2 separate regions of the Mus musculus genome follow, and region 1 is linked to region 2. A link is a loop called in an ENCODE intact Hi-C map of the cell type or tissue named here. Cell type or tissue: heart. All regions are shown on one strand. Links, peaks and the distances in the headings refer to the core of each region. The heading gives the core; the rest is flanking DNA. Region 1 holds the start of Sap18 (Sin3-associated polypeptide 18). Region 2 holds the start of Zdhhc20 (zinc finger, DHHC domain containing 20).

Region 1 (15,189 bases), core at 2,263-10,262, 94 kb before region 2:
GAACGCTGTATACATGATACAGGCAGAATGCTGTATACATGGTTTTTCGAGACAGGGTTTCTCTGTGTAGCCCTGGCTGTCCTGGAACTCACTCTGTAGACCAGACTGGCCTCAAACTCAGAAATCTGCCTGCCTCTGCCTCCCGAGTGCTGGGATTAAAGGGCGTGCGCCACCACTGCCCGACAAATAAAAAAAAAATAAATAAATAAAAAAAAAAAAAAAAAGGAAGCAAAAACCCTGCCTGACAAACAAACTACCAGGCTTCTCATAAAATTGTAGAGATTCTCTCTCTCTCCCTCTCTGTCTCTCTCGTTTTTGTTTCCCTGGCAGTCCTGGGAGTTCCTATGTCATCTTGAACTTGTGACAGTCCTCCTGGTGCAGCTCTCTGAACATGGTATCACAGGCTTGTCCCACCATCCTTGCTTCATCAAAAAATTATGCAAGAAAAGAGTGAAGAGATGGCCCAGAGGTGACAAGATCTCCCTGCTTTCCAGAGTCGCTGAGGTGGGCTCCTAGGCCCCAGTGGAGTGAGTCCTAACTGCACCTCCAGCACCAATGGCCTGACGCCCTCTTCTAGCTCCTTCGAGGACCTGCACCCCTCTGGTATACACTCACACATAACCAGAGACCATTTTTAAAAAAAAAAAAAATCTTAAAATATTTTTTCAATGAATTAAAGTGATACAAAAGGAACTTAGGGGTGAAAAAAAAACCTAGGTCAATTGAATTGCATGATACTTCCATCAGTAATAAACAAAAATATATCAAGTAATAATAAACAAAAATAAACGGAGGAACTCAGCCAGGATGGCCTGCAGCAGGGCCGGGGTCTGGTGAGTCACGTCCTGAGTGAGAGTTGGTTGTTGAAACACTCATGGCCCTGTCAGGGAGCCCAGAGCCACAGATCCATGGAGGCCTGGCAAACTCTTCCTCCTGGGTGAAGCCCAGAGGCAAATGGCAGAGCTTTCTTTGGAGGACCAAAGGCAAAAGCATTTGCAGTGTGTGCCAAAAATGTCTAACCATAGTTTTCCCTGCCCAGATACTTATGGACTGCTCTCTCTCCAGAGCCTGCTCCTACCAAGGCTGGCTAAATCTGTCTCCTTGATGCAGCTGTACACCGCAAACCCCGCCTTCTTGTTCAGCTGTACGCAATAACCCTGTCTTCTTGTTCAACTTTATAAACACCCCGAGCTTCTGGGTGCTGTGTTTTTTTTTCTAGCAGAGAATGCAGACCACCCAACCCCTGCTTGCTGTGTCTGTGCAATCTGACTTTTCTACATTCCCTCCCTACTCCAGCCATGGCCACGCCTCTAGACCTGCTCTGTTATTATGTCCCCAAGAAGGCCACATTGGTTACACAGCTACCTCCACACAGTGCTATCTTTATCCAAGTCCATAGTCTACTTTAGGGTCTCTCTGGGCTTTATGTATTCTACTGGCCTGGAAAATGTATGATGATATAGAAACCATCATTCTGGGGCAGAACAGAGCAGTTCCATCACCATAAACAAGTGTCTATGTGTCTTAGCTAGGGTTCTACTGCTGTGAACAGACACCATGACCAAGGCAACTTTTATAAAGGACAACATTTAATTGGGGCTGGCTTACAGGTTCAGAGGTACAGTCCATTATCATCAAGGTGAGAACATGGCAGTGTCCAGGCAGGCATGGTGCAGGAGGAGCTGAGAGTTCTACAGCTTCATCTGAAGGCTGCCAGCACAATACTGGCTTCCAGGCAGCTAGGATGAGGGTCTTAAAGCCCACACCCACAAGGACACATCTACTCCAACAAGGCCACACCTCCAAATAGTATCACTCCCTGGGCAAATACAAACCATCACATTCCACTCCCTGGCCCCCATAGGCTTGTTCAAACACATGAGTCTATAGGGGCCATACCTACCCATAGCATAATAATAATAATAATAATAATAAAGTACATTTAGTCTAACTTCCAAACTTCCAAAATCCCCATAGCTTATAGCAATCTCAACAGTGTTAAAAGTCCAATGTTCAAAGTCTCTTCTGAGATCCATCCAATCACTTAACTGTAATCCCCAAATCCACACAGGAAACAAGCTGGGTAAACTCCAAACTTTGCATCTCCATGTCTGATGTCAAAGCAGTATTCAGATCTCCAACTCCTTTTTCATCTTTGTTGACTGCAACAATCTTCTTTTCCTGGGCGAGTTCCACTCCATGTTAGCAGCATTCCTCAGGAGATATGGCTGTGGCATCTTGAAAATCTCAGGGTCTCCAAGGCAGCTTCAATGTTACAGCTTCTTGTTTCAGTGTCTGGGATCCACACATGATCTTCTGGGCTCCTTCAAAGGACTTGGGTCACTTCTTCAGCTCTGCCCCCTGTAGCACTCTAAGCTCAGGTTGATCCACTCTACTGCTGCTGCAGTTCTTGGTGATCATGCCATGGTAGGTGCTGGCATCTCCAATACATGAAGTCTTCTGCTGCAACTAGACTTCACCAATAGCCTTTCATAGGCTCTCTTCATGGTGCCAAGCCTCAAATCCTTTGCATGACCCCTTCAGTCCTGGGCTGTCAACTGCAACTGAAGCTGCACCTTCACCAATGACCTTCTATGAACTCTCACAGTGCCAAGCCTCATCTGCTCTTCATAACCTTCATGCCTTCAAAACCAGTACCACCTGGGTGACACTTACACATTACTAAGTCCAGCTGTATCATGAGATACAAGCTTGGCTATCTCTGGAACACTGCTTCTTTGTGCTCTCAGAAAACAATGCCTAGAAGATTTCACTTCAGTGATGCTGATCTCTTCTTAATCACCACTAATTTCTTTGCTCCAGCTAACCAACATCAATTGTCTCAGTCCTTTTATTTTTCAATTCACTTGCTGGTGCCCCTTTAATAATTGAACCATATATTTTATAGTTTTTCCTTTCTAAACTTGCTATGCTTGTTCAAAACACTCTTCATAAGACTTAACCAGAGAAAAAAGTGTCTGCTGGGCTTTTTTTTTGACACTTCCTTTGTCAATGCAATTAATATAAATCTCTTTACCTTAGCCTCAGGTAGAGCCTTCAGAAAAGGGCAGAAATATTCCTCAGCAAAACACCACAGGAACAGTCTCTAGGCCACAGTCTGAAATTCTTCTCCACTGAACCCTCTCGGGCCAGGTCTGCACAGTTCAAATCAAACTCGGCAACAAGGTCTTCCATATTCCTATTAGGATGGCCCATTATGCCCCATTTAAAGGACAGGATGGTCACTGAAAGCTCTAGGCCACCCGCTGCTACATGGCAACACCTTGTCTCAAAAGGTCCCTTTTCTGCTCATGTAGGTGTGTCTGTTTGCCTGTTACTTGTATTTAGTAAAGTCATTTAGCTGTTGTCCCTTGTCTTAGTCAGGGTTTCTATTTCTGCACAAACATCATGACCAAGAAACAAGTTGGGGAGGAAAGGGTTTATTCAGCTTACACTTCCACATTGCTGTTCATCACCAAAGGAAGTCAGGACTGGAACTCAAGCAGGTCAGGAAGCAGGAGTTGATACAAAGGCCATGGAAGGATGTTACTTACTGGCTTGCTTCCCCTGGCTTGCTCAGCTTGCTTTCTTATAGAACCCAGAGCTACCAGGCCAGGGATGGCACCACCCCCTTGATCACTAATTGAGAAAATGCCTTACAGCTGGATCTCATGGAGGCATTTCCTCAAGGGAGGCTCCTTTCTCTGTGATAACTCCAGTTTGTGTCAAGTTGACACAAAACCATCCAGTACAATTGACCCCTTGTCAACTTGACACACAAACACAACACTAGTAAGCCTCAACCCTTAGTTTCTTATTCATCCTCAAGATCTAAACAACTTTAAAAGTCCCACAGTCTTTGCAAATTATTAAAATTTCAATCCCTTTAAAATATAGAATATCTTTTAAAATTCAATGTCTTTTTACAATTAAAAGTCTCTTAACTGTGGGTTCCACTAAAATACTTTCTTCCTTCAAGAGGGAAAAATATCAGGACACAGTCACAATCAAAATAAAAATCAAACTCCAACCATCCAATGTCTGGGCAACTAATGTTCAGGGCTCCTCCAAGGGCCTGGGTCACTTCTCCAGCCCTGCCCTTTGTAGCACACACCTTGTCTTCTAGGCTCCAGATGACTGTACTCCACTGCTGCTGCTGTTCTTGGTGGTCATTCATGGTACTGGCATCTCTAAAATACTGCCGTCTTCTGCTGAAACTTGGCTTCACCAATAGCCTCTCCTAGGTCATGGTGCCAAACCTCAACTCCTTTGCATGACCCCTTCAGTCCTGGGCCATCCATTGCAACTGAGGCTGTACCTTCACCAATGGCCTTCCATGGCCTCTCACCGTGCCGAGCCTCAGCTGCTCTGCATGACCCCTTCATGCCTTCAAAACCAGTACCACCTGGGTGACTCTTACACATTACCAATTCCTGCTGCAGCATGCAGTACAACCTTGGCTATCTCTGGAACACAGCCTCTTTGTGCTCTCAAAAAACACTTCCCAGAAGATGTCACCTTAATGATGATGGTCTCTTCTTAATCACCACTAATTTCTTAGCTCCAGCTAACCAGCATCAATAGTCCTAGTAATGCAAAGGTTTTGCTGTAGTCGTTTTGGTATCTTGTTAATCACAGCTGATTCTTCAGCCCCAGCTAACCCAAACCACAGAATCTTCACATTAAAAACAGCAATGGCCCTAATAAGTCCTTAATCTTCCCTCTGAATTTTCACAAGCCAGGCCTCCATCTTCTGCACCGTTCTCAACATTATCTTTAAAGCTCCTACAGAACACCCCACAGAGCTCTTAGCATCCCAATGGCTCTTCTAGCTGAAAGTTCCAAAGTCCTTCCACAGTCCTCCTCAAAACATGGTCAGGTTGTCACAGGAATACTTCACTATGCTGGTACCAATTTCTGTATTAGTCAGGGTTCTCTAGAGTCACAGAACTTATTGGTAGTCTCTATATAGTTAGGGAATTAGTTGATGACTTACAGTCTGTAGTCCAACTCCCAACAATGGTCAGCAGCAGCTGTAAATGGAAGTCCAAAGATCTAGCAGTTGCTCAGTCCCACAAAGCAAGCAGGTGAAGGAGAGAGAGAGAGAGAGAGAGAGAGAGAGAGTAAATCTTCTTTCTTCCAATGTCCTTATGTAGGTCTCCAGCAGGATGTGTGGCCCAGATTAAAGGTGTGTGCCACCATGCCTGGATCTGGGACTTTCTTTGTCCCAGATGACTTTGAACTCAGAGATCTCCCTTTCTTAATCTTCTGGGATTCATAGTCATTATATCTCAAGATTTCCATGACAAAATCTAGGTCAGAAACTTGTATCTCTCTGCCTCCAGATTAGGATCACAGGTGAGTTGTCCAATTCTGGATTGTAGTTCATTCCAAATATAGTCAAGTTGACAACCAGGAATAGCCACTACATCCCTTGGAGTAGTTCTTCTTCCCTCCTGTGTTCTGAAGCAGTGTCTTATATTTATTTTAGCCTCAAATTTACTTTGTAGTCAAAGATGACTTGAACTCTTTATCTTCCTATCACCCAAATGTGGAGATAAAGGAATAAAGGCATATGCAACTATGCTTAGTTTTTGAATTGCTGGAGATCAAATCTAGGGCCTTGAGTATGCTAAGCAAGAACTCTACAAAATGAATGACATCCTAACTTTTTTTTACTTTTTTTTTCTTTTTATCAATTCATTGGTGTGGATTTTGTTGTTGGTGGGTTTTTTTTTCTGTTTTCTTTCTTTTGTTCTCTGTCTCTGTGTCTCTGACTCTCTCTCTCTCTCTCTCTCTCTCTCTCTCTCTCTCTCTCTGTGTGTGTGTGTGTGTGTGTGTGTGTGTTTCTTCGAGACAGGTCTTCATAGTCCTGGCTATTCTGGAACTCACTCTGCAGACCAGGCTGGCTTCAAACCCACAGAGATCCACCTTATGGCTAATATTTTAAGTAATGAAAACTCCAGATTTGGCAGAGAGGTGTCCTGTGATGGATTGGTAATCTGGCCACTTGGCAGAGGATGCAGCGGTATGATGGGGATCCAGCAGTCGTCCCAGAAGTAAGGAAAGCAGCTTATAATAAAGATGTAGAAGTAGAGGTGTCTACAAGGCGGAGGACCTCTGAATTTAGCAGATAGTGAAGGTACAAGACAGGAATTTAGGCAGAGATTTAGCAAGTTGTGTTGTCCCACCCTGCCTTGGGTCTGTTAACGACTAGGAGCACAGCAGTTTAGGGAAGGAGGTCCTAGATAGAGGATTTAGTAAGGCCTGGCTTGTCCTCGCTACAGGAGCAGCTTCTGTCTGAAGTTATGAGCATTCTACATCCTCTTAAATCTGTTTATTTTTATGCTGTGTGTATGGGTGTTTTGACTGTTTTCATGTCTGTGCACCACATGCATGCAGTGCCCAAAGGAAGCCAGAAGAGGACATCAGAGCCTCTGGAACTGGAGTTACAGGTGTTTTGAATTGTAGCCTGGTCCTCTGTAAGAACCTCAAGTGAAGAGCATTCTCATAATGTCTCTGGATATACTCCTAGCAAAGATTTTCTCTAGAGTCTATCAGCAAGAAGGGGTTGTAAGGACTAGAGGATGACTAGCAAGGAACCCTAAAGAATCCAAAGTGTGTGCCAGCTTGCCTTCTCACCGGAGTTCAGAAGTGCCAAGGCCAACAGCTGCTACTGGCAGTGTCTAATTTTTGCAGATATACTACATCCGATTTGTTTGTAAAGCAATCTATTAAAAGCAGTCACCAGATCTTTAACGAACTCTCTGGGTTAGCAGTGACATTCCGAACCTTACATGCTTACTGTCTAGATTTCATTTTTAAAGCAACTGCTTTAAAATGGAGCTATGGGGTTTATGTTTTAGTATCTATAGCATATTGTGAAGGTTTCTTTCTTCCTTCCTTCCTTCCTTTCTATCTTTCCTTCTTTCTCTCTCTCTCTCTCTCTCTCTCTCTCTCTCTCTTTCTTTCTTTCTTTCTTTCTTTCTTTCTTTCTTTCTTTCTTTTTCTGAGACAGGGTTTCTCTGTGTAGCCCTGACTGTCCTGGAACTCACTCTGTAGACCAGGCTGGCCTCAAATGCAGAAGTCAGCCTGCCTCTGCCTCCCAAGTACTGGGATTAAAGGAGTGCGCCACCACTGGCCGGCATGAAGGTTTTTTCAATCAGTCTTTCTCACTGATACTTTTGTAGTTTTTGTTTTGAAACAGGCTCTCTCCACATAGCCCTGACTGTCCTGACACTCTGAAGACCAGGTGAAGGTATGCATCACCATGCCGCTGGATTTGCCTCTCTTGAATTTTGCGTGACATAAAAAGAGCCTATTTCATTCATAGCCCCTAAACAGACAGCTTTACCCCATCATCTACAGAAAAGGTATCATTTCGCTGGCCTTGCAGTACCTTTCTGCACTGGGGGTCCATATTAACCAGTTCAGTCGGTTTATCATCACTATGACTACCTGGTTCATATTTTTACATGTCATGTGAATTTTCTTAAGTTTTTCGTGATCGCTACACATTTTCATCACTACGCATGAAAATATTACGTTAAGCTGACCTGGGCAGTGAGCACGTAAGAAAACAACTAAGAACGATCAAGACGCCTGTAGAGCACTGCGCATGCGTGTGCCCCACCCCTCTCCCCAAGGCAACACGTACGCGCGCGCGTGCGTGCGTGTGCACCCACACATACGGAAATACGCCTGCGCCATGCGATGCCCCGCCTTGCCACTCGTTTCCTATAAAACCTCGTGCCTTTCCTCGCGAGAGACGACTAGCTCATGCTCGCCGCAGGGGTCGGAGGTCAGGGCGAGCGTCTCCCGGGCCGAAGGAGGAAGATGGCGGTGGAGTCGCGCGTTACCCAGGAGGAAATTAAGAAGGAGCCGGAGAAGCCGATCGACCGCGAGAAGGTGCGGGTTGCGGGCGGCTGCGGGGCAGAGGTGGCAGCAGCGGCGAGCTGGCGGGAGGGCGGGCGCGGCCTGCGGACGGGTGGGCGGGCAGGCCAAATGGCGCGCCCGAGGCTGACTCCCTGCTTCTCCGCAGACCTGCCCGCTCCTGCTGCGGGTCTTCACCACCAACAACGGCCGCCACCACCGAATGGACGAGTTCTCCCGCGGGAACGTGCCTTCGAGCGAGCTGCAGATCTACACCTGGTGAGCCGCGCGGGACCCGGGCCTGGCGGGCTGCGTCCTCGGGGACAGCCAGGGCGGGCTCGCCCGCCGTGTGACGCCTTTCGGGAGTGGGGATGAAACGTTAGGTCAGAGTGAACTGACCGGCGTCGCTCTCGCCGTGTGGCCGCCCGGTACAAAAGGATACGTAGGTAGCTTACGGTGCGGTAGGATAAGATGGTAGAGGACGGGGAGGGAGATGGCTGTTGAGTGAACCGTGTTCGCAGAGTGGAGGCAATGGGAAGCCTCGAGCCACGCAGCACCAAGATATTAAAAAGCACCATCAACACCGAGCCCTTTCTGCCCCGGCCCTTGGTGTCAAAGCGTTTGGTGTTTGCACGGTGAGGACGGCTGTCCCAAGTGTTTCATCTCCGAGTACCTGCCTTGCTCAGGACCCACGCAGCTAGGACCGTTACAGGCTTGTCCTTTGGATTGTGTCAGGTTGACACTGTAATAGCTTTGGAAAAGCAGCAAAGGCGAATTTTAATACATTTTTGTTGCGGTGGTAAGATACACCACAAAAGAGTCCCTTTCTCGGGAAAACAGACAAACAACCCCCCATCCCCCCACCCCCATCCAAAACACGAGCTAGTGATTGAATTTATAAGGGAAAACTACTGAGTAGCGGCTGAATTTAAGCCACTCTCCACATACTAAAATTCCGTGTCCCCCAACAAATGAATTTTCCAGCTTGCCCGGACTTTGCTTAAGTGCTGCTTTTCTATTCCGTGAGCCCAGCTTTCTAAAGAGGGTTATCTCTCTGTTATCTGTAGAGATTGTTCCAGAACCACATGGATATCAAAATCTTGGAATAATCAAGTTTTTCACTTTAAAAATGTAGTGTTTACTGTACACACCTTTCAGCATATGCTCTTGAGACTTTCTGCTATAAAGCTTACCCTTCTTCTGCTAGGGCACTCAGACTGTAAAAGCTTGTTTAATTTTTAAAAATTGCCTCAAAAGAAAATCAGAGTTTATGCCAGCATTGAAGTTCACTAGGAACGATATATAAAATTTCGGAGTTAATTGCAGAATAGAGTATGAATTCTGGCCAGGTAAAATTTAGTTGCAAAAATACATAAGAAGGTAACAGTTGTCTGAAGTTTTATAACTTATTTTATTACACAGTGAACTACATACAGTTATGAAAAAATAAGATTTTACTTGAACTATGCACACTGGTGTATGTATAGTTTGTGTCAGTTTCGATATTATATCTTCCAAATTGTAATTTGTTTTTTATGTATATGTGTGTTTACCTTCATGTATGTGTGTGCCCCGCATAAATGCCTGGTGCCTACTGAGGTCACAAGTGGGTATCAGATCTCTGGGACTGGAGTTAGAAATGGCTGTGAGCTGCTCTGTTGGTGCGGGAGTTGAACTCAGTTCTTCTGCAAGAGTGACAGTGTCCCTCCGTCTGAAAGACTGAGTTCTGTTACAGGAACATGGAGAAATAAATACCTGGCGCAGAAAACGGGGGACAGTGTGGTCCTTCTGGGTATTTTCCCTCCATGCATTGAGTACGGCGATGTGGAGATTTGTAACGTTCACAGTAACACTGCAGGGCGTTCTTTAGCTCTCTCCTTGGTACCGTTCCATCAGGGTTGTCATTCTGAAGTGTCTCTCTAGGGTTCTGCCGTTTGTTCCAGTGCACAGAATGCTATTTCAACTTTGCCTTTCACTTACCTCTTTGTTGGCAAAAGCAGTGTAAAGATGAACTAAACTGACTGTTGCTGCCATGTTTACATTTTCAGTTACCTTGCCCTGGATTGTGCTGTATTAGCACAAGGGACTGTATTTAGTTCTGAGTTCAGATAAGTATTTTTAATTTAATAATGGCTTAAGTTGTAAAAGGGGCCTGCAGTTTGTCTTAACATTTCATGTTCTTGGCTTTAGGATTCCTTTATTTTAAAAAAAAATTTTTTTTTGGTTATTTTTGTGTTATAGGTGCATTGTGTAAGTGCTACAGCTTTTATGTCAGAGGACATCTTTTGGAATATTTTTCTATCCACATTTACTTGAGAGTTCTGGGGATTGAACTTGGGACAGCCAGCTTATGTAGTAAGTGACTACCTGCTGAGCCGTCCCACTGGCAGATTTATTTTGTGTATGTGTGGCGTATGGGAGTGTCGTAGCACATGTGTGGAGGTCAGAGCACAGGTTTGGAAGGCAGTTCTCTTTACATCACGTGGGTTCCAAGGATCAAACTAAGGTTGTCAGCCTGTCAGCAAGCACTTTTGCCCGCTAAGCAGCCATCTTGCCTTGCCTCCATCATTAAGATTCTATGAGAGAACAAGAAATTACATATACTTAGGAAGATGCTGTTGTAGCACACTGGTTCTAGGATGCACTCCACTTTCAGATGCTGTAATGTATGGGAGATTGTGTATCTTAGAAAATAGTTATTTTGTGTAGTTGAATAATTTGTACTGGTTACTTGCAGATAAGTAGATGGCTGAGCCAGATGATGTTATGTAGTCTCAGAACAAGGCCTTAGCCTTAAGCCCTTGTAGCAGGATTTTTATTTTATTGATGTTGTTTTCCCCCATGGAGGACAGCTCAGGAAATATTCAAGGCAATTTTTTCTTTGTTATTATTAGGGGTGTGTGTGTGTGTGCGCGCGCGTGCACACATTCCATGAGATGCTTGATTTGTGGAGGTCAGAAGACAACTGTGGAAGTTGGTTCTCTCCTTTTGACCCTTATTTGGGTTGACACAGGTTGCCAGGATTGTACAGCAAACTGACTTCCCTGCCAGGCCATCTTGCCATCATATAGTGTGCAGCACTGGACTACGAATGACTCATTGGATGCACAACTTGCTGTTTTTAATGTCCTTGTTATACTAATATTCATCATAATTATCTCTTCAAAAAATTCAGGATGGATGCAACCTTGAAAGAACTGACTAGTTTAGTGAAGGAAGTCTACCCAGAAGCCAGAAAGAAGGGCACACACTTCAATTTTGCAATTGTTTTTATGGATCTTAAAAGACCTGGATATCGGTAGGTGACTTGTTATTTTAATTCCTGTTATTTCTGCATTTTGCAAATCAGGTCCCCTCCCCAGCAACACACATATATATTCTCTTTCTGATAAGATGCAGCTGTGTTGGAATTATAAGCACATGTCACCATGCCTGGCTTTGGGATAATGCCTTTCGTGTCTGTCTTTAGTGACAGTAGTGGTAGCTATAGGCTTATATTCAGATCTGGCTTCACTTGAATTCTGGAGATACATCACCCCTGTAGTCTGCACCGTTCTGTTGATACAGTTCTAGTCCACTAACCGTTGGCTTTCTTTTCTGCAGAGTTAAGGAGATTGGCAGCACCATGTCTGGCAGGAAGGGCACTGATGACTCCATGACCCTGCAGTCACAGAAGTTCCAAATAGGGGATTATCTGGACATAGCCATCACGCCTCCAAATCGGGCGCCGCCTTCGTCAGGGAGGATGAGACCCTACTGAAGTCTATTGACTTTCTTGAAGTTATTTTTCAGCCAGTTTGTAAAATAAACTTACTTAATCCTTTCTTCCCCCGGACTTTGCCATTAAGCCTTTAAATTTTCAACAAATTGTAACACATTTATTTAGGAATTAGAGTTGGATGTACTTTGGTATATTAAAGTCCATATGTTTTAAGCCCTTATGTAAAATATGAAGAAAAGTGCTCTTAGCATTCTGTATAAAGCTGTATTGTGAAATACATGTGTTCAATCAGCCCAGGTGTAAAAGTTAATGGAGGCTTGAGTCTCACCTGATAATGTAGGGGTTTATTCAGCAGTAGAGGGCATTTTAAGCCCTAAAGAGGCAAAATAAGAAAGCCATGGGGTTGTATAAAGTGGTGAATATGTTTGTGGCATTAGATGATCGAAAAAGTAGGTGGCAAGGGCTGGAGAGATGGCTCAGAGGTTAAGAACACTTGTTCTTTTCTTTTTTTTTTTTTCCCGGAGACAGAGTTTCTCTGTGTAGCCCTGGCTGTCCTGGAACTCACTTTGTAGACCAGGCTGGCCTCGAACTCAAAAATCCGCCACCACGCCCGGCTAAGAACACTTGTTCTTGCAGAGGACCCAGGTCTGTTCCCAATATCTGTATGATGGCTCACAGCTCCAGTCCTAAGGGATCTGACCCCCTTTTTGCCTCTGGGCACCAAGTGAAGGGAGGAAATGAATCCAAACTAGGCTATGAGGGAGGCTTACCTTGAGCCGAGAATGGAAATACAGCCTGTTGAGTGCTGGAGACCTCACTGGAGAACTATGAAAGCTAAACATTTGCAGTAGACTTTAGAGTAGTAGTTACAGAGTAAATGGGATGGCTGAGCCCGAAGTCATTGTTTCCTATTAGATGTGTAATGTGCATGCTGGCACATGCACCTGAAGGGAGGGCGAGTGAGAGGGAAAAGCTACTAAGTAGTTACTCTTTGATACGCATTTCTATTCCTAGCTTATGTGGGACAGCTGAGCCACACTGCTAAGCATGTCTCACAAAACCTGCACAACTGAGCTGCAGTGACTGATTCCTGTGGCTGCTAAAGGTGTGGCTGCTTGGTTAGCTCATGATGGGCATTAGGAACAACTGGCCCTGCTTTATTGAATTCTATACGATTGCAAACCCCAATCTTAATACATGACTATAGTTTCCACCACGAAGGTGGTTAAGAACAGCAGAGTGGGGGCTGGTGAGATGGCTCAGTGGGTAAGAGCACCCGATTGCTCTTCCGTAGGTCCAGAGTTCAAATCCCAAGAACCACATGGCAGTTCACAACCATCCGCAACAAGATCTGACTCCCTCTTCTGGAGTGTCTGAAGACAGCTACAGTGTACTTACATATATTAATAAAATAAATCTTAAAAAAAAAAAAACAGCAGAGTGACTGCCTATCTGGTCTGTTGGCTTAAACACTTGCCAATGGCTATGATTTCCTAGAGTTGACAAGTAAATTTCTAAAAGTATTCTAGTAGGCTTAATCTTGACCAGGTAACCAGTCTCAGAACAAAATCATGAATTCTTTTTTTCTCCCAAAGAAGGAAATTCCTAGGGCCAGTAAGCAAAAACCCAAGAATAATCAAAGTAAAATTACATTTATTTTGGGGGAAGGGGTGTGTGGAAGTCAGGACAAGTTTTAGAAGTTGGTTCTCTGGATCCACTATTGAGTCCCGAGGATGAAATTCAGGTTGTCATGCTTGATAGAGTAGACTCCTTCACTGAGCCATCTCAGTGGCCCAGAGAGCATCTTTACATTCTGGGTTTTTCCGATTGTCACTTTATAAGTTTGCCTGTGTATATGTGCACTATGTCTGTACAGACCTTTCAGAGGTCAGAAGCTGTCAGACCCCCGAACTAGCATTACAACTGGTTGTAAGTCTCTCTGTGGCTTCAGGGAACTGAACTTGAGTCCTTGGCATAAGCAACAAGTGCTCCCTGTAGCTCTTGTTTGTGAGACGGGGTCTCCCACTTTGTAGGCCATGCTGGCCTAGAATTCAGATTTCTGACCTGCCTTTGCTTTCTATACTGGGATTAAAGGTATGTGTAAGATAAGACCACGTCCAGGCCAAAGAACAGTTTTAATATTAAACACTTAAAAAGTCACATTAATAAGAAGTCTTTACCCAGAAAAGGTGCTGTGGTGATAATGCAGAGCCTTTTATTTTTTTAAGACAGGGTTTCTTTGTGTAGCCTTGGCCGTACTAGAATTCAAAATCTGTAGACCGGGCTGGCCTTAAATTCAGAGATCTCCTGCCTCTTGCCTCCCTAGTGCTGGTATTAAAGGTATGAACCAACCCCCCTTGCCCAGCTGCATAACATTCCAGTGTGGGAGTCAGTGGAATAGAGAACTTTGTGCACAGGGAGTTTTCAGTGAGCATTAACTGTTTCCAAAGTGGGACACAGCCTGTCCCTCTACTCTGCATCATAGGTTGGTTGTATAACCCTATTCTGCTTTCACTTCCAAGTAAACTTCATGTACAGTGACTTAAAGGGTTTTTCTGTACTGGAATTCCTGACCATCCTGTTGTTGGGCTTATAGGTCTGGTTGTACCCAGCTAAAATAATTTAAATGTGAATGAGGTGAACTTTCAGAGGCTATCTCAGTTTGAGAAACTTGCAGTGTTCCTGATTCACTTGACTCAAGCTTTTCACCACTGACAGGTGCCAAGGACTTAAGTACAAAGATCAGACAAAGCCTCTCAAAAAATCAAGAGTAAGGATGAAAAGGATGTCGCGATGCTTATGACAAGTGTCAAGAAGAAGAGGATTGCTGAAACTACACGGTTCAGTTCTGGATATGGTGTGAGCTTGTCTGTCTCCAAAATGTGAGATGGCTATACCAGATAAAGGATTCAATAAACCTAAGAGGGACCAATGCCCACAACTTCCGCAGTTTTAATCAAATGTAGGGCCCTGCACATTAGGCACCACTACCACTGAGCTGCACTCCAGGCCTTTCACCCAACTTTTTATGTACTATCGGCAAGATCTGATGGTAAGGAGGGAGAAATGTCAGGTTACAGAACAAGGTGAGAGCTAAGGAAAGGACATCCCAGATTTTAGAGACCATCGGGGCTGTGCAAAACAGTGTAGGACACACACACAAAGAAAAAAAAAAAATTAATGCTCAACTTCATTTGAAGTGCCAGTTTCCTACTTCAAATGTAAGAACTACATATGCTAATAAACACAGCATTTAGAAGCACACATGACAGTTAAATCTGAGTAAGTCACACTATGTTCAGTAAACATGAGACCAAGGCAGAGGCTCTCAGCAGCAGGTAACTCATTTGGGAGATGAACATGAATTTATACTTGGCTATGTAAGTCCTATGTAGTATGACAGTATAACACCCAAGAGCTATACTGGGATCTGGAACCAGCCTCCAATACTTTTCGGTGGTTTGTTTGCAATAACAAAACTACAACTAGCTTAGAGGGTGGGGGCTTATCATTTTATGGAAAGTGCAGGGTACAGCTGGCTGGCCTGAGACCAGCTCACAATGGATGTCACCTTAGTTGTGCCTCTGCATGTTCAG
Region 2 (15,189 bases), core at 4,449-12,448:
GTTTACAGAAATGGAGATAATCACATTATACAAATTAGCTAACACAGAATGACAAATGTTTTCTCTCATTTAAGGTTCAAACATAACAGCAGAAATGAACTGTCTGGGGACAAACGAGTATATGCTCAAATACAATACAAATGTACAAAAGCTTTGGCAAACATGTTAACATTTACAGTGAAGGCAAATGGCATGCACAGCTTACTCTCAAACACTCAGGAGACGATGACTAAAGGAAGCAGTGAGGGAGAAACAACATGCAGCAAATCTGGGTGAGGCCACAGGGAACTCTTTCCATTTATCCTTCACTAGTCAAAGTACAAGGCCAGTGGAACAAGTCTTGCAAAGCAGGCACTAGGCCTAGCTTCCACTACAGCGCCTCAGAAGCAAGACAGATTATAATCAAGGGAAACACAGGAAGGAAAATGAGATTTACCCACGTGTAATCAAACCCTGGAACAGTGAGGCACGGGTCTGCTTCTCTCTTACTGTGGTCTCTTACCAGTTGTCCCATCTTTTCCTCCATGATCTGAGGCACTACCTTTACCACATTCTAGATTTTTGTAAGGATTGTCTATTTCTAAATACCACATTCTGTTCCACTGCCAATATACTTCCCCATTAACTAGAATATATAATTAAAATATATATACTGTTTTAAATACCTAACAAAACTAAGAAAAAGCAAAGTTTGAACCTGCTGAAGATCAGGGTGTGTTAGTACACAATCTTGATCCCACTGCTCAGGAGATGGAGGCAGGTGGATCTCTGTGAGCTGAAAACGCCAGGTTGGTCTACAGATAAGTTCCAGGTTAGCCAGGCTACACAGTAAGAACCTGTATTTCTTTCTTTCTTGAAGCTATGCTATTAAGAGTAGAAATGGAATCTTGGCCTGGGCGGAGACCTAACATTCAAGCTGAGCTGGTTCAGTCGCTGGCTAAGGGCCCACCCCACTCACACTTTAGTCATGCTCAAGAAACAGAAGAAATAATCAGTTCTTTAATGAGATACTGGATATTTCTTTCCCAGAATCCCTGAGTCTAATATAGACACTTACAGGTAGCAGGCAGATTCTTTTTTTTTAAGATTTATTTATTTATTTATTTATTTATTTATTTATTTATTATATGTGTGTACACTGTAGCTGTCTTCAGACATTCCAGAAGAGGTCATCAGATTTTTGTTACAGATGGTTGTGAGCCACCAATGTGGTTGCTGGGATTTGAACTCAGGACCTTTGGAAGAGCAGTCGGTGCTCTTAACCGCTGAGCCATCTCACCAGCCCGGCAGACAGATTCTTAAGTCTGCCAACTTTTTTCGATTTCTCTACAAAACTGGAACCTTTCTTCTTTCCACCTTTTTCCTAAGCCTTCTTTCCTTAAGTTTGGGCTTTTACCTCAACAGTTTTAGCTTCCTGGTCCTTTATCACAGCCATGTTGTCTGCCCTCCATTTGCCTCCTTCAGGCAGATGCTGAGGTTTCTAGCCTGCCCGCTCTGTAGTTTCTCTTTTAAACATTAATAAACTTTGTGTTCTATTTGAGTCCATTCTTGAATTCTTTTATTGATGAGACGAAGAACCCAAAGGGGACACTGACTTCCTCTGTATCGCTGTCTGAGAAAACGGAGGCTATGGCTGAGAAGTCTTGCCTAGCCATCACCAGCCCTGTCCTGGTCCTAGTTTGTTCTGTTTTACTTTTCCCTACTTTAGGCTCTAGAAATACAGCAATAACCGTGGTGCTCAGCTGAGAAACAACTGTCACACACATACGTGCTGCTAAGAAAAAGAGGCATGGGGTAAAAAAAAGTCTGGACAAGGGAGCAGTTGTGTGGAGAGTCAGGGGGCCCTCCATGGGTGACTGAGCAATGATGTAAACAGAGACCTGTCACAGGCAGAGAAGCAGTGCTACAGCAGGACAGGAGGCAGAATGGGCTCAGGTGACTGTGCCTGAACGGACAGTAGACTATTTAATTGAAGCATAAAAAACAAAGTCAGGGCGGTAGGCCATGCAAACAGCTGAACTCACTGAGCAAACTGGAAAACTATCGGGGACTGTGAAGCAGAGATTTAATAAGCCTGATTTTGACTTAAAAAGATGCAATCGAGCCGGGCGTGGTGGCGCATGCCTTTAATCCCAGCACTCGGGAAGCAGAGGCAGGCAGATTTCTGAGTTTGAGGCCAGCCTGGTCTACAAAGTGAGTTCCAGGAGAGCCAGGGCTACACAGAGAAACCCTGTCTCGGGGGAAAAAAAAAAAGATGCAATCTAGCTACCTGGGGGCTGGCAAAGGAATCGTATAAGGGCAAGATACAAAAGACTCCTACACATCTTTGATGTTACCACCTTGATGAGGTAGAGCCAAGTGGATCTCTTGTGAACTCAAGACCAGCCTGGTTTATATAAAGACTTCTAAGATAGCCAGAGCTAGATAGTGAGAGACTGTCACAAAACAAAAACAAAGAGTATAGTATGTATAGATGAAATTTATTATGCTCATTGTCTCAAAGTTTCTGTTACTGTGCCGAAACACCATGACCAAAAGGAACTTGGTGAGGAAAGGGTTTATCTGGCTACATTTCTACATCATAATCCAGAAAAGTCAGGATTAAAACTCAAACAGGGCAGAAGCCTGGACGCATGAGCTGATACACATGCTATGCAGGAAGATACTTACTGGCGGCGCCGGGCATGGTGGCGCATGCCTTTAATCCCAGCACTCAGGAGGCGTGGACAGGCGGATTTCTGAGTTCGAGGCCACCCTGGTCTACAAAGTGAGTTCCAGGACAGCCAGGACTACACAGAGAAACCCTGTCTCAAAAACACCAAAAAAAAAAAAAAAAAAGATACTTACTGGCTTGCTCCTCATGGCTTGCTCAGCCCAGGACCACCAACCCAGGGATGGCACCACCCACAATGGGCTGGGCCCTCCCCTAACAGTCACAAATTAAGAAAATGCCCTACAGGCTTGCCCACAGCACGATCTTCTGAAGGCATTTTTATTAAGGTTCCCTTCTCTTTAAAGTTGTGTCAAGTTGACATAGAACTATCCAGCATAGTCAACAAGAGTTTTTAAATACTTATAGGAAACATATCAGTTATTCCTTGAAAAATCAAAATACAGGCTGAGCATGGGGACACAAGTAAACAATCCGAGCACTTAGGAGGAAGCAGGGGGGCTACAGTGAGTTTGAGGTCACCCTGGACTACAAAATCAGGCTCTTGTATCAAAATGTTTAAAAAGGCCAACCATGCCAGGCGGTGGTGGCGCACACCTTTAATCCCAGCACTTGGGAAACAGAGGCAGGTGGATTTCTGAGTTTGAGGCCAGCCTGGTCTAGAGAGTGAGTTCCAGGACAGCCAGGGCTACACAGAGAAACCTGAAAACCAAAAGAAAAAAGAAAAAGAAAAAAAAAAAAGGCCAACTATTACAAATTTTTTTGTTTTAAAATGTTAATTTTCAAGATCTGGCTTTCTACCTTACAGAAATCTATCCTGAAATGTAGTCGCTGTTATTCTTAACCTCTTATTTCAATATGTAAACGTGGGCAGTCCTCCTCTGCTCAGGAACACCCAAGTCTACACTGCTTCCTGGTTTACAGGAAGAGCATGAAGTGTTAACCATCTTTAAACTGTACATCATAATGATGTGGGGGCTCCTTCTCTTAGACAGCACATATAATCCTGACACTATCAGCAGTTTAATAATAACAAAATTGGCACATTTTTGCAATATAATCTTTTTTTTTAAATCTAGCTGAGAGAAAACTATCAAAGCTGAGTGAAAAGTGTTCCTGTACTTACAAAAACAAAAAACAAAACAAAAAAAGAAATACAAACAAACAAACAAACAAAACAAAAAAGAGAAAAATACCACTTTAAAAACAAAAACACTGAACTGGTGCACACCTTTAATTCCAGCACTCAGGAGGCAGAGGCAGGAGGATCTCTGTGAGTTCCAGGCCAGCCTGGACTACATAGTGAACCTGGGTCAAAAGGTAACAAAACTAAACCAAACCCAGGTCCTCTACAAGAACGGCAAATGCTCTTAACTCCTGGGCCATCTCCCAGGCCCTGTGACAGTTATCTTGCCTCATTATAAATGTGGCAATGTTATGAAAGACACGGATATAAGCTCAGAAATTACAGTCCCTCTTCCTAAATCTCTACTTGGAAGTTCACTCCCTCCTTGGAGAAACCACACAGCTCTTTAAAAGGTTTCCTTAGAAGTGAAATAAAAGGGCTGCTTATATCACCTCTATAATATACTTGCCCAAGACCATATACTACTCCTACAGCTCACAATGACTGACAGAAGTGTCCTGGTAAATGCTGGAAACCTGTGAAGAGAGCCATAGTAGCTAGGGATGCCCTCAGTGGTAGAGAGCCTACCTTAGCTCATGGAAGGCTCTGGGTTTCAACCCAGCATGGCAAGCAAGCAAACAAAGCATGTCTAATTAGCATTCTCAAATATTAGCTTTGGAAAGGAAAAAAAAAAATTAAAAGGGAATCCCAATCTAAAACCAGTATTATTTTGGTTCTTCTCTTATCACGATCTGAAAGACAGCAGCTTAGTTGAATCACTTCCTAGTCAATTCTATGCTCAGTAAGTTCCTTCCACACAGCTCAGAGTCTCACTTCCTACATCCACAGACAAACCCCTGCTGGGACACTAAGGGAAAGAGGAGGGTAAAGGAAACGCTCGCTCCCTCTCCGCCACTGACACACTGCAGTTCTCTATTCATATTCCTTTCCGTTTATTCGTAGACACACTCTGGGTCCAGGGGCTTACGGCCAAGCCTGATGACCCAAGTTCAACCACTCCCAACCCACAGAGTAGAATCCAAGAACCGACTCCCAGAAGTCTGACTCCAGAGACATGCACACACACACACATGTAGGAAATGTAAAAATGAGAGACTGACATAATTAAAAATTTATTGAACTTTTTAACCTCACAGTGGGTATTTTTGAATAAAAATTATTTTCAAGTTAAGCTGTATAATCTGAATCTAATTCACATGTTTAATGTTCCTTCAGCAACTTTAACTCCAAAACTATAAGGGGAAGTGGTGTGAGGGGTTGAGGGTGGGATAGAGGGAGGGCATGCCCTTGATCCCAACAGAGGCTTTCGAATCTCTGAGTTCGAGGCCAGCCTGGTCTACAAAGCAAGTTCCAGGACAGCCAGGACTACACTGAGAGGCCCAGTCTCAAAATTAAAACAATAAAAACATTTAAATAGAGTCAATTCTAATTTAATAATTTTAGCAAACATTTTGGTATTCAAAAAGAGGAGTCTAAATTATTATATGCAACAAATTTACTATTTGGGAAGGTATTCCATAATTAAATTACTCAGAGCCCAGCTGTAGAGATAACTGTTCTAAAAAATACTGTTCTGTTTAGGCCACTGACAGGGCTCAGCAGGTAAAGCAACTAGCATGCAGACTTGACCTGAGTTCAGTCTTAGGAACCTACATTACCGTGGAAGGAAGAAACTGACTCCACAAAGTTATCCTCCAACCTCCTCAAGTGAGCCTTGGCCTGTGTGCACCCTTGTATATCACACACACACACACACACACACACACACAGTGTTGTTTTGAGACAGGGTCTCTCTACATGGCTCTGTTTGTCCTAGAATTCACTATGCATAAGAGGCTGGCCTCAAACTCAATAGATATGTCTGCCCCTGCTTTTGTATTCCTAGTGCTGGGATGAAAGCCCCAGCTGTTTTATTCTGAGACACTGAAGGCCAGGCTAGCCTGGACCTCAGCCTCCCAAGAGCAAGAGGGCAGGTGTACACTGTTTCTTCTAAATCAAATGTTCTAAGTAGCAAAGTCATTTTCTTAAGGATGCTGCCATTTAAAAACCTGCAGAGCCGGGTGTGGTGGCGCACGCCTTTAATCCCAGCACTCGGGAGGCAGAGGCAGGCGGATTTCTGAGTTCAAGGCCAGCCTGGTCTACAAAGTGAGTTCCAGGACAACCAGGGCTATACAGAGAAACCCTGTCTCAAAAAAAAAAAAAATCTGTAAAAATAAAAACCTGCAGAAGCTCAGCTACTTCAGGGTCTTCTATGAACAGAACTTGAGTTTTTAAACAAGTACTTGGTTTGGAGCTCGCCAAATCCAAAGCCACAATTGAGGTCTAGGCTCTACCATTTTTGAGTGATTTATTTATTATTATACGTAAGTTCACCGTAGCTGACTTCAGACGAACCAAAAGAGGGTGTCAGATCTCTTTATGGGTGGTTGTGAGCCACCATGTGGTTGCTGGGATTTGAACTCAGGACCTTCGAAAGAGCAATCAGTTCCCTTACCCGCTGAGCCATCTCACCAGCCCGATTTTTTTTTTTTTTCATTCTTGTATTTACCCCGTATGTTTTTCCCCAAAGAAAATCTGTCCTTCAGATAACCGAGGGCTCTGTCTGAAAATTAAAACCACATCACTTCTGGGAAACCAAGGGACTGCTTTTTCTTAGGGTTTTATTTAATAATGCTGACGGGAGACGAACACAGTAAAGAGCCAGTAGGTATAGAACGCACACTCAAAGCTTACAGGCAATTATTTAGTATCACTGACATAGTAATGGCCTAGGGTGTTAATGACAATGAACCAATCGGCTAAGTCATGTAAGTATAATGCAACGCTATTCCTTTATCCCAGGAAATCAGGTAAGAACCATACGGTAAAAAAAATTAAATAAGAAAAATAGCAAAAGTAAAACTAAACCAAAGCCCTAAAACTAAAGGTATAAGCAATACAAACCTACAAAGTAAACAGGCAAAAAAAAAAAGTCATTGAGCTTGCACCTCTCTTGTTCAATTCCTTGTGCCTCAAAACAACATTTTGTGTAAATCCAGCACTGAGACCCCCAGATGAATATTAAAAAGGGTCAAATACAGCTCAGACCAGGGGCTGAGCCCACACTGCAGACCCGGGAGACACACCTCCCTCCCAGGCCCCCAGGCTGCTTTCAGCTTACGCGCTTCTTCTCGCGCAGTTTGGGGAGCAACAATCTGGGAGGAAAAGATTTCTTTGTGCGTGTGTGCGTGTGTTTTAGCCAAACTGACCTCACAAGCCGTCTCAGAAGGGGTTCTCTAGTTCAAAAGGAAAGGCCTTTGTGAGCATTCCGTCACAGAAGGGTGGGAGCCCCAAGGCGACTGCAGCCACCCGGAAGCTTGGAGCGTGGGCGGCGCGCAGGCCCGAACTCGGGACCCCTCGAGCAGCGAGCCGTGGGCAGAAACCCACGGACAGGGGCCCCCACCGCCGGAGAAGCGCGGGCCGGAACCCTCGGACGTGGAACCCACGGGCTGGGGAAGCGCAGGCCGCCCCGCGGAATCAGAACGCGGCGCCGAGGCCTCGGCCTGCCACCCGCGGCCCGGCCCGCCGCCCGCGCCTCCCGTACTCACTCACGCACAGCTCCACCACGTACGCGTAGTAGGACCAGACGACCACAAAGGTGATGAAGAGCACCGGAACCCAGCCCACCACGCGTTGGCAGCAGCGCCAGAGTGTCCAGGGCGCCATGTTCCTCTGCTGACTGCCGGGTCCCGCTGCCCACGATTCTGTAGGACCACAAGACCCCAGCGGCCCTGTCGCCAGCTTCCCCGCCCCCGAGGCTCCGCCGCCGCAAGCAGTGGCGAAGGGCGACGCCACAACTCCGCCCCTCCCTGCGCCTGGCCCGGGTCCGCCCCTGACCCCGCCCTCGGGCCCGCCTCCGGGCCCGCCTCTCATCCCGCTGCGAGCTGTGAAGGGCGACGCTGCAACTCCGCCCCTCCCGGCGCCTGGACCGGGTCCGCCCCTGCCCCGCATCCTGCCGCTCCGCCCCTAGTCCCGCGCCTGGCAATCCCCGTAGGGGGTGGGGCTACCCGGCCGAAGGAGGCGGGGCCTGAAGTTGGGGCGGGGCTTCTGCTCAGGCCCGCCCATGGGATTTGGGGGTGCCTTGGTGGAAAAGAGAGGAGAGTGCTAAGGATGTGTAGGAGGCCATCTAGGACTGGGTGACGAGAGGGATGGGGATGCGCAAGGGGAGAGGAATGAATTCTTAGCTGCCCTGTGTGCCTTGGGTGGCACTCTGTATAACACTCTTCCCCTAGGTCTTTCAGGACCCATACAAGTCGGGTTCCCTATTACATAAGGCTGTGCATCACTCAAGCGTGCAAGCAAGAAAAATATTATATATACTTAAATATAAGACTCCTGTGACTATAATGTGTCTCCAATGAAGAATCCCCTGGGATAATTTGGTCCACGTATCGCTCTCTCCACCATGTTTTGTTTGAATTGGTAGGAGCCTGAGATTTAAGGTGGAAGCCATATACAACAGGTCAGTTTGATTTGGAGTCCACATTTAAGGTTACACCATGAAAGCAGAATATAGAAACAGCCCTTTCCTGGAGTGGGATTTTCAAATATTTACAGCTGGAGATTGCTAAGTAATGACTGCAATCTTAGAATCTAGAAGCCTTGCTGTGAAACATCATAATGTACAATCATTAGGAATAATTTCATACATTCTTTTAAAACACAGTACATTCATTTATTTACATTCTATGTGCGGATGTGCATGGACCACTGCTCATGAGGATGTGTGGCCCAGGGGTTGTCTGAGGACAAATGAAAAGTTTTTAAGTTTGGTTTGGGTTGGTTTGGGTTTTGGCCCTGGGCATAGTGGCACATGCCTTTAATTCCACACACTCAGGAGGAAGAGGACAGTGGAACTCTGTGAGTTTGAGGTCAGCTAAAACAGACTATTTACTAAAGTCTCCAAGAAGAAGGTAACTGCTATTATAGTATGATAAAGACTTAGTAAAATGAGTATTAATATTTAGTCACCATACACTACTGTTACATTAAAGTAACATGTATACAATAAGAAAATTGCAACATGCCCTAAAGATGACATTAGGACCCAGAAGTGCACACCTTTAATACCAGCACTTGGGAGAGAGAGGCAGGTAGATTTCTAAGTTCAAGGCCAGCCTGGTCTACAAAGTGAGTTCCAGGACACCCAGAGCTACACAGAGAAACCCTGTCTAGAGAAAAAAAAAAAAAAAAAAAAGCAAACATATTCTGACTTCAAATTTTTGACTACATATTAGTGGCAAAATTGACCCAACTCTAGGGCACTAAGGTGGGTAAAATTCAGCTATTTTCCCAGAAAAACTGTCTCAAAGAATTAAGATACAACATGGAATCTGGAGGCTAAGGATGGAGCCCAGTGGAAGACCACATAAAACTCATGTGTGGTGATAGGTTCAGTTCCCAGTGAGGTGTGTGTGGGTGGTGGGTGGTTTTGACAGAATTAGGACTGACAGAAAAACTAGTATTAAGAATGCTGTCTCAGGGGCTGGAGAGGTGGCTCAGTGGTTAAGAGCACTGACTCCTCTTCCAAAGGTCCTGAGTTCAATTCCCAGCAACCACATGGTGGCTCACAACCATCTGTAATGGGATCCAATGCCCTCTTCTGGTGTGTCTGAAGATAGCTACAGTGTATTCATATAAATAAAAATAAATCTTTAAAAAAAAAAAAAAAGAATGCTGTCTCAGCTGGGCAGTGGTAGCACATACCTTTAGTCCCAGCACTCAGTGATTTCTGAGTTTGAGGCCAGCCTGGTCTACAGAGTGAGTTCCAGGACAGCCAGGGCTACACAGAGAAACCCTGTCTCAAAAAACCAGGAAAAAAAAAAAAAAAAAAAAGAATGCTGTCTCTTCCCCCCTTTCTTTCCACATGCTCCCTGGCCGGCCTCTTCCCTCGTTTCTTTTCTTTCTGTCCTTCTCTGCCCCCTTTCTTTGTCTTTTACATAAACAGCAGTGAGAGACTTGAGACCCCAGGGAATGGGGAGGTCTGGAGGGGTGGGTGGGGACATCCTCTTGGAGGCAGGAGAGGGGAGGAGGGGGAGGAGGAATGGGATGCGGAATTGTCAGAAGATGGACCAGGAAGGGGCTAATGACTGGACTGTAAAAAAAAAAAATTAAAGATTTAAAAAAGAATGCTATCTCTTGATGTACCAGAGAGGGTGGGGGACATACAGGGGGGCCCTAGCCCCTCAGAAGGGAGGGGCAATAGGGGATTGTGGGATGGGTGACGGGGGGGAGGGGGGGGCCGGGGGGGGAGATCAGTGAGTGGGATGTAAAGTGAAGAAGTAAAAAAAGCAAATTTTAAGAAGACAAAAATATTGCTGTCTTGCCAGGTGGTGGCGCAAGCCTTTAACTCCAGCACGTGGGAGCCAGAGGCAGGTGGATCTCTGAGTTCAAGGCCAGTCTGGCCTACAGAGTGAGTTCCAGGACAGCCAGGGCTGCACAAAGAAACCAAGTCTGGAAAAACAAAACAATACAACCAAATGCTGTCTGAGGGCTATGACTGGCATGTGGGAAATGAAGCCGCTTTCCTCTGGCCATCTTTCTATTTATATAGATAAGACTATAAAACTATATAATTTTATAACTATGCTAAAATTTACACCCTTCACTGCCTCTATGTAAAACAGATGCAACTTCTCATGTGTCACTTCATTATAACTTCTGAGTCTCACTGTTCCAGGGATTGACCTAATGGGTCACCAAGGGAACAAAGAAAGGACATACACAGAAGAGCTAAGACTGGGTGGTCTGGGCTCTCTGATGGACCCTGTGTCTTAGTCAATGTTCTACTGTTATGAAGAGATACCAAGACCTCAGCAAATCTTATTAAGGAAAGCATTTACTGTGGTTGTCTTACAGTTTCAGAGGTTTATTTAGTCCATTATCAGCGTATCAGGGAGCATGGAGGCAGGCAGACAGACATGTTGCTGGAGAAGGAGCTAAGAGTTCTGCATCTCATCAGCAGGCAGCAGGAATTGAGAAAGCCACTGGGCCTGGCTTGGACCACTGAAACCTTTAAGTCTTCCCCCAGTGAGACACACTTCCTCCAATAAGGCCACACCCATTCCAAGGCCACATCCAATCCCTCTCAAGCAGTGCCACTGGCTAATGACCAAGCATTCAGATATATGAAATGAAGGCCGTTCCTTCCACAACACTCTGGAAACTCAGCTTGCTTACTATATACAGTGGAACAAAGAGGCCGGTTATTGCATATAGGTGAAGAGAAAAGAGGGCTATTGCATACAGCTGAGCAAGACAGGTTTAGCTAATCTCCATAGTGGTGTCTTCAGGCCCTCAGCATCCTAGGAGAGTGGTGGAAATGACAGTGGACACTTTTTAGTCATAACCAACATTTTCATTCTAACCAGAGGAGGCTTTGCCAGTCCCATGGGGCTGAAGCATTGGTCTTTGACATGGCTGCACCCATGTCAACAACATACATTCATTCAGGATTTAATTTACTCCCTACATATAACATTGGCTACAAGAGCATAACAGATCACAAGCCCAGGAAATGGGTCTCAACCTTCCTAACACTGTGACCTTTTAACAGTTTCTTATGTTATGGTGACCCCCCAAACATAGAATTATTTTTGTTGCTAGTTCATAACTGAAATTTTCCTGCCATTATGAATCATAAGGTAAATATTTTTAGAGATAGAGGTTTGCCAAAGGAGTTAAGACCCACAGTTGAGAACCTCTGAGCTAGAGGCTTAGAGGCTTAAAACAACAGAAATTAATTCTCTAGATTCTGGAAGCAAAACACTCTAAGCCAAAGTGTTAAGAGAGGCCTACATTCTCTTGGAAAGGGCTAGTAAGAACTCTTTTTTACTTGTATTTTATTATTGTTTTGAGACAGGAACTCAGGACATAGTCCAGGGTGTCCTTAGCCTGACAATCTCCCTGTCTCACCCTCCTGTGTGCTGGGTTAAAGATGGAATCTGCCCCACCTAACTGTTCAGAAAGAATTCCTCTTTGCTCTTTCCCCTGTGGCTGTGGCCAACAGTCCTTGGCATTATTTGACTCACAGGCTGTGTCACTGCAAGATCCCCATTCATTGCCACCCTGCGTTTCACTTTCCAGCCTTTCTCTCTTAGTTTGGCTTAAGGATGAACGCTACTCCAGTGACTTTGCCCTAACTAGTACAGGCATAATGATTCTTTCCAATAAAGGCTAAATTCCTAACTACTGGAAGGTTAGGGCCTCCTCTTATCTCTAGGAAGGCACTCCTCAGTTACAACATAATCTTGAATGTGAAATTAACCATCCTGCCTCCTACCTTGGAAGGTTCTTAAAGGGAGTATTTAGGGCTGGTGAGATGGCTCGGTGGGTAAGAGCACCCGACTGCTCTTCTGAAGGTCAGGAGTTCAAATCCCAGCAACCACATGGTGGCTCACAACCATCCGTAACAAGATCTGACTCCTTCTTCTGGAGTGTCTGAAGACAGCTACAGTGTACTTACATATAATAAATAAATAAATCTTTAAAAAAAAAAAAAGGGGAGTATTTATTGTGAACCAGTGCCACCTGGGTAAGAAACATTGGGCAACTGAAAAATGAATGCTTGCAGGTTTCTGTCTAATGTTCCAAACAGTCTCTGATTTCTGAGTGCCACATATGCACTCAATTTTAACAGGGGCATAGAAACTATTTCAGATCTGCTGCTGCAGTTTCGGTCTTTTTTTTTTTTTTTTTGGACTGTGTAGTCATGGCTGTCCAGGAACTCACTTTGTAGACCAGGCTGGCCTCGAACTCAGAAAACTGCCTGCCTCTGCCTCCCGAGTGCTGGGATTAAACACATGCACCACCACCACTGCCCAATGCTTCTGGGTCTTAATGCCATCTTTAGAGCAGGTTGTAATTTTCTTTTAAAGGCAGGGTCAAGGATAGGGTAGTTCCCTACTGACATTTGGGAACTGTGTCTGTGTTTGGTGTTCACGGGCATGCATTAACTCATGTTCTTTTGCATGTAAATAAATGATCAGAACCAGCATCCTAGACCTTTCTGTTCCTTGCTGGGCTATGATTTCACTCCTCTCTGCAACTGCTTTGAGTTCACTTAAGGTGAGCAGAAAATGTGAGCAGAAAAGCTGGGTTTAGTGACAGTCACTCTGACCACGGGTAAAAGAATAGTAAAAAGAAGAAAAAAAAAAAAAAAACTTCAGACCAGGAGACCAACTGGGAGGCAGTTCCACAGGAGAGTTGAGGACAACCTGAACTTGGGCTGCAGAGACAAGCCATCCCTAACTTCAGATTACTCCAAAAAACAGCAGCAAAAGAAGAAAATGGAAACTGAAAAGATCACATTCTCTGTCCTCAGCCTTTATCGTCCCACACCAACAAAAGAAATAAGGTTGGGAGTGGTGGCGCAGGTCTTTAATCCCAGCACTCGGGAGGCAGAGGCAGGCAGATTTCTGAGTTCGAGGCCAGCCTGGTCTACAAAGTAAGTTCCAGGACAGCCAGCAGAGAAACCCTGTCTCGAAAAAAAGCTGTTGGAGACCATACCGTGAGAAAGTAGGCCTTTCACAGCTTCCCACACTAATAAGCCAAATGGCCTTGTGCTAAGGAGCCAGTCATCACCCCCTCCTCCCTATTCCCTTCCTGGCACCTGAGGCCGTAAAAAGCTGAATTATAGTCCCCTCTTCCTTATCTCTTCCTGACTCCCAAGACTTCTTAAGGACCTGAGTTATGTGCTGAGCCCAGCCTGACACCCAAGGCTGTTAAGGAGGGATCTACATTCCAGAGATAAGACTCAGAGTGCCTCCTGCCTGCAGTTTGAATTTGGCCTTCATGTCCCCAGATGCCCACTTCTTTGTTCTTAGTTAGAATTAATTCCCCCTCAACCCCTCCCTATTCCCCTTGCTGTGTGCTTAAAACCTGGCGTTTCAGCCTAATAAACTGAGACCTTGACAGGAATCTTCCTTGGTCTCTGCTTCTCTTTCTTGCTCATTTCTCTTCAGGTTTGCAGTCCCCCTCGCACCCACGAATAACTGGATCCTGCTGGGTGGGACAAAAAGCCTAAGCCAAAACAAAACAATAAAGAAAAGAAAGAAATAGGGAAAACAATGTATTCAGTCTCAGACTGTGGCCTCCCTTCTGACCTCCTCCACCTCCTTCCTTTTTGCCAGCTGTCAGCTAGCCTGATGACTGGTTTCTGGGTTCTCCATTACAACCACCAGCAGGGACCTAAATATAGTTCAAGCACTCTCTCTGGGTTGAAGGGTCGGGGCTTAGATAAGCTTAGATAAGCCGTGTGGGTGTGGGTGTGGAAAGAGTTAAGGTAAATCAGGTGTGGCAGCAGACACCCGGGTTCCCAGCACCCACGAGTCTTTGACACAGACTGAGTTTGAGGGCAGACTGAGATATGTTAAGACCATGTCTCAATGAAGGAAACGAGCGAAGAAGAGTTCATATTCTGAATTAAAGCAGAATCCCAAAACACATCAAGACATCTAATACTAAGAAAGGATGCAAGTAAAAGGCAGCAGCAGAAGACAGGCTGTGGTGGCACATCCCAGAACTCGGAGGCGGAGGCGGAGGCAGAGGCGGAGGCGGAGGCGGAGGCGGAGGCGGAGGCGGAGAGATCTCTGTGAGTCAGAGGCCAACCTGGTCTACAGAGCAAGCACCTAGACAGCCGGGGCTACACAGGGAACCCCTGTCTTGAAAAACCAAAACCAAAGAGGCTGGGAAGTAGCAGAAGACTGCAGTGTGCCTGGGGGTTTGTGGAACATACAACCCCCACACTAGAGGGTCCTCCTTGAACCACAGGAAAAGAAACCATTAGCCCAGGAGACATGGAGATTCCATGAGGCATCTGAACAGACAGGCCTTGCTAAGCTCCTGTTTTATTACCATTAAATCACACCTTTTCTCTTCCAATCGCATGTAAAAACAGACGGGCTTCCCTGTTTGGACATTCACTTCTAAAGGCTCCGTGTCACATAAAACATAATAGTAAATACATCTGGACGCTCTTCTGTTGCTAACCTTTTATTACAAGTCCTCCGTGGTGGAATTCACAAGGGATGAGGAATCATTCCTCCACACACTACCAACATAAAAAAAAAAAAACCAATTTTTTTCCCCCAGAGAAATGCAGGAGAGCTGTGTCTTGCTTTAGGAACAAATGACTCTGTAGAGTCTATCACCCTAAAAAGGCAAGTTGAGGCATGTGGAGCATGAGAACGTAGAGTCAGGCAATTCACAGGTACTCCTCACTGAGGGACCAGGTTCTAGACTCCCAGACACCCTGCTGATGGTGTATGGGGTGGGGATGGGGGTGGTGCGTGTGCTTTGCGAGTTTTTGTATGTGTGCTAGGGAGTTTATGTA

Evidence for each region. A loop is a pair of places that touch in the nucleus more often than their neighbours do. Peaks named below come from ENCODE experiments on the same cell type or tissue, not always from the same donor. Only the 100,000 strongest peaks of a DNase experiment are listed, where the experiment ranks them.
Region 1: a loop joins it to region 2, with 1.8 times the contacts of the local background. A loop is called at or near these places in 2 of 42 quality-filtered maps.

What each region holds. Positions count from the first base shown.
Region 1 is chr14:57,790,447-57,805,635 of GRCm38, forward strand. It overlaps Sap18 (Sin3-associated polypeptide 18), which reads left to right and starts at 7,743. Exons shown (of 4, transcript NM_009119.3): 1 at 7,743-7,908; 2 at 8,042-8,151; 3 at 11,048-11,170; 4 at 11,476-14,534. The coding sequence starts at 7,780. The coding sequence ends at 11,632. Mir3077 (microRNA 3077) reads left to right here and starts at 7,978; the gene lies at 7,978-8,041. In heart, for the core only: CTCF peaks have their summits at 6,391 (motif pointing right) and 7,155; a DNase peak (open chromatin) is centred at 7,715; H3K4me3 peaks cover 2,946 bases; H3K27ac peaks cover 2,051 bases.
Region 2 is chr14:57,882,658-57,897,846 of GRCm38, forward strand. Zdhhc20 (zinc finger, DHHC domain containing 20) reads right to left here and starts at 7,679. Exons shown (of 13, transcript NM_029492.5): 1 at 7,406-7,679. The coding sequence starts at 7,523. In heart, for the core only: no CTCF peak of the experiment used is centred there; DNase peaks (open chromatin) are centred at 4,694 and 7,664; H3K4me3 peaks cover 1,827 bases; H3K27ac peaks cover 1,276 bases.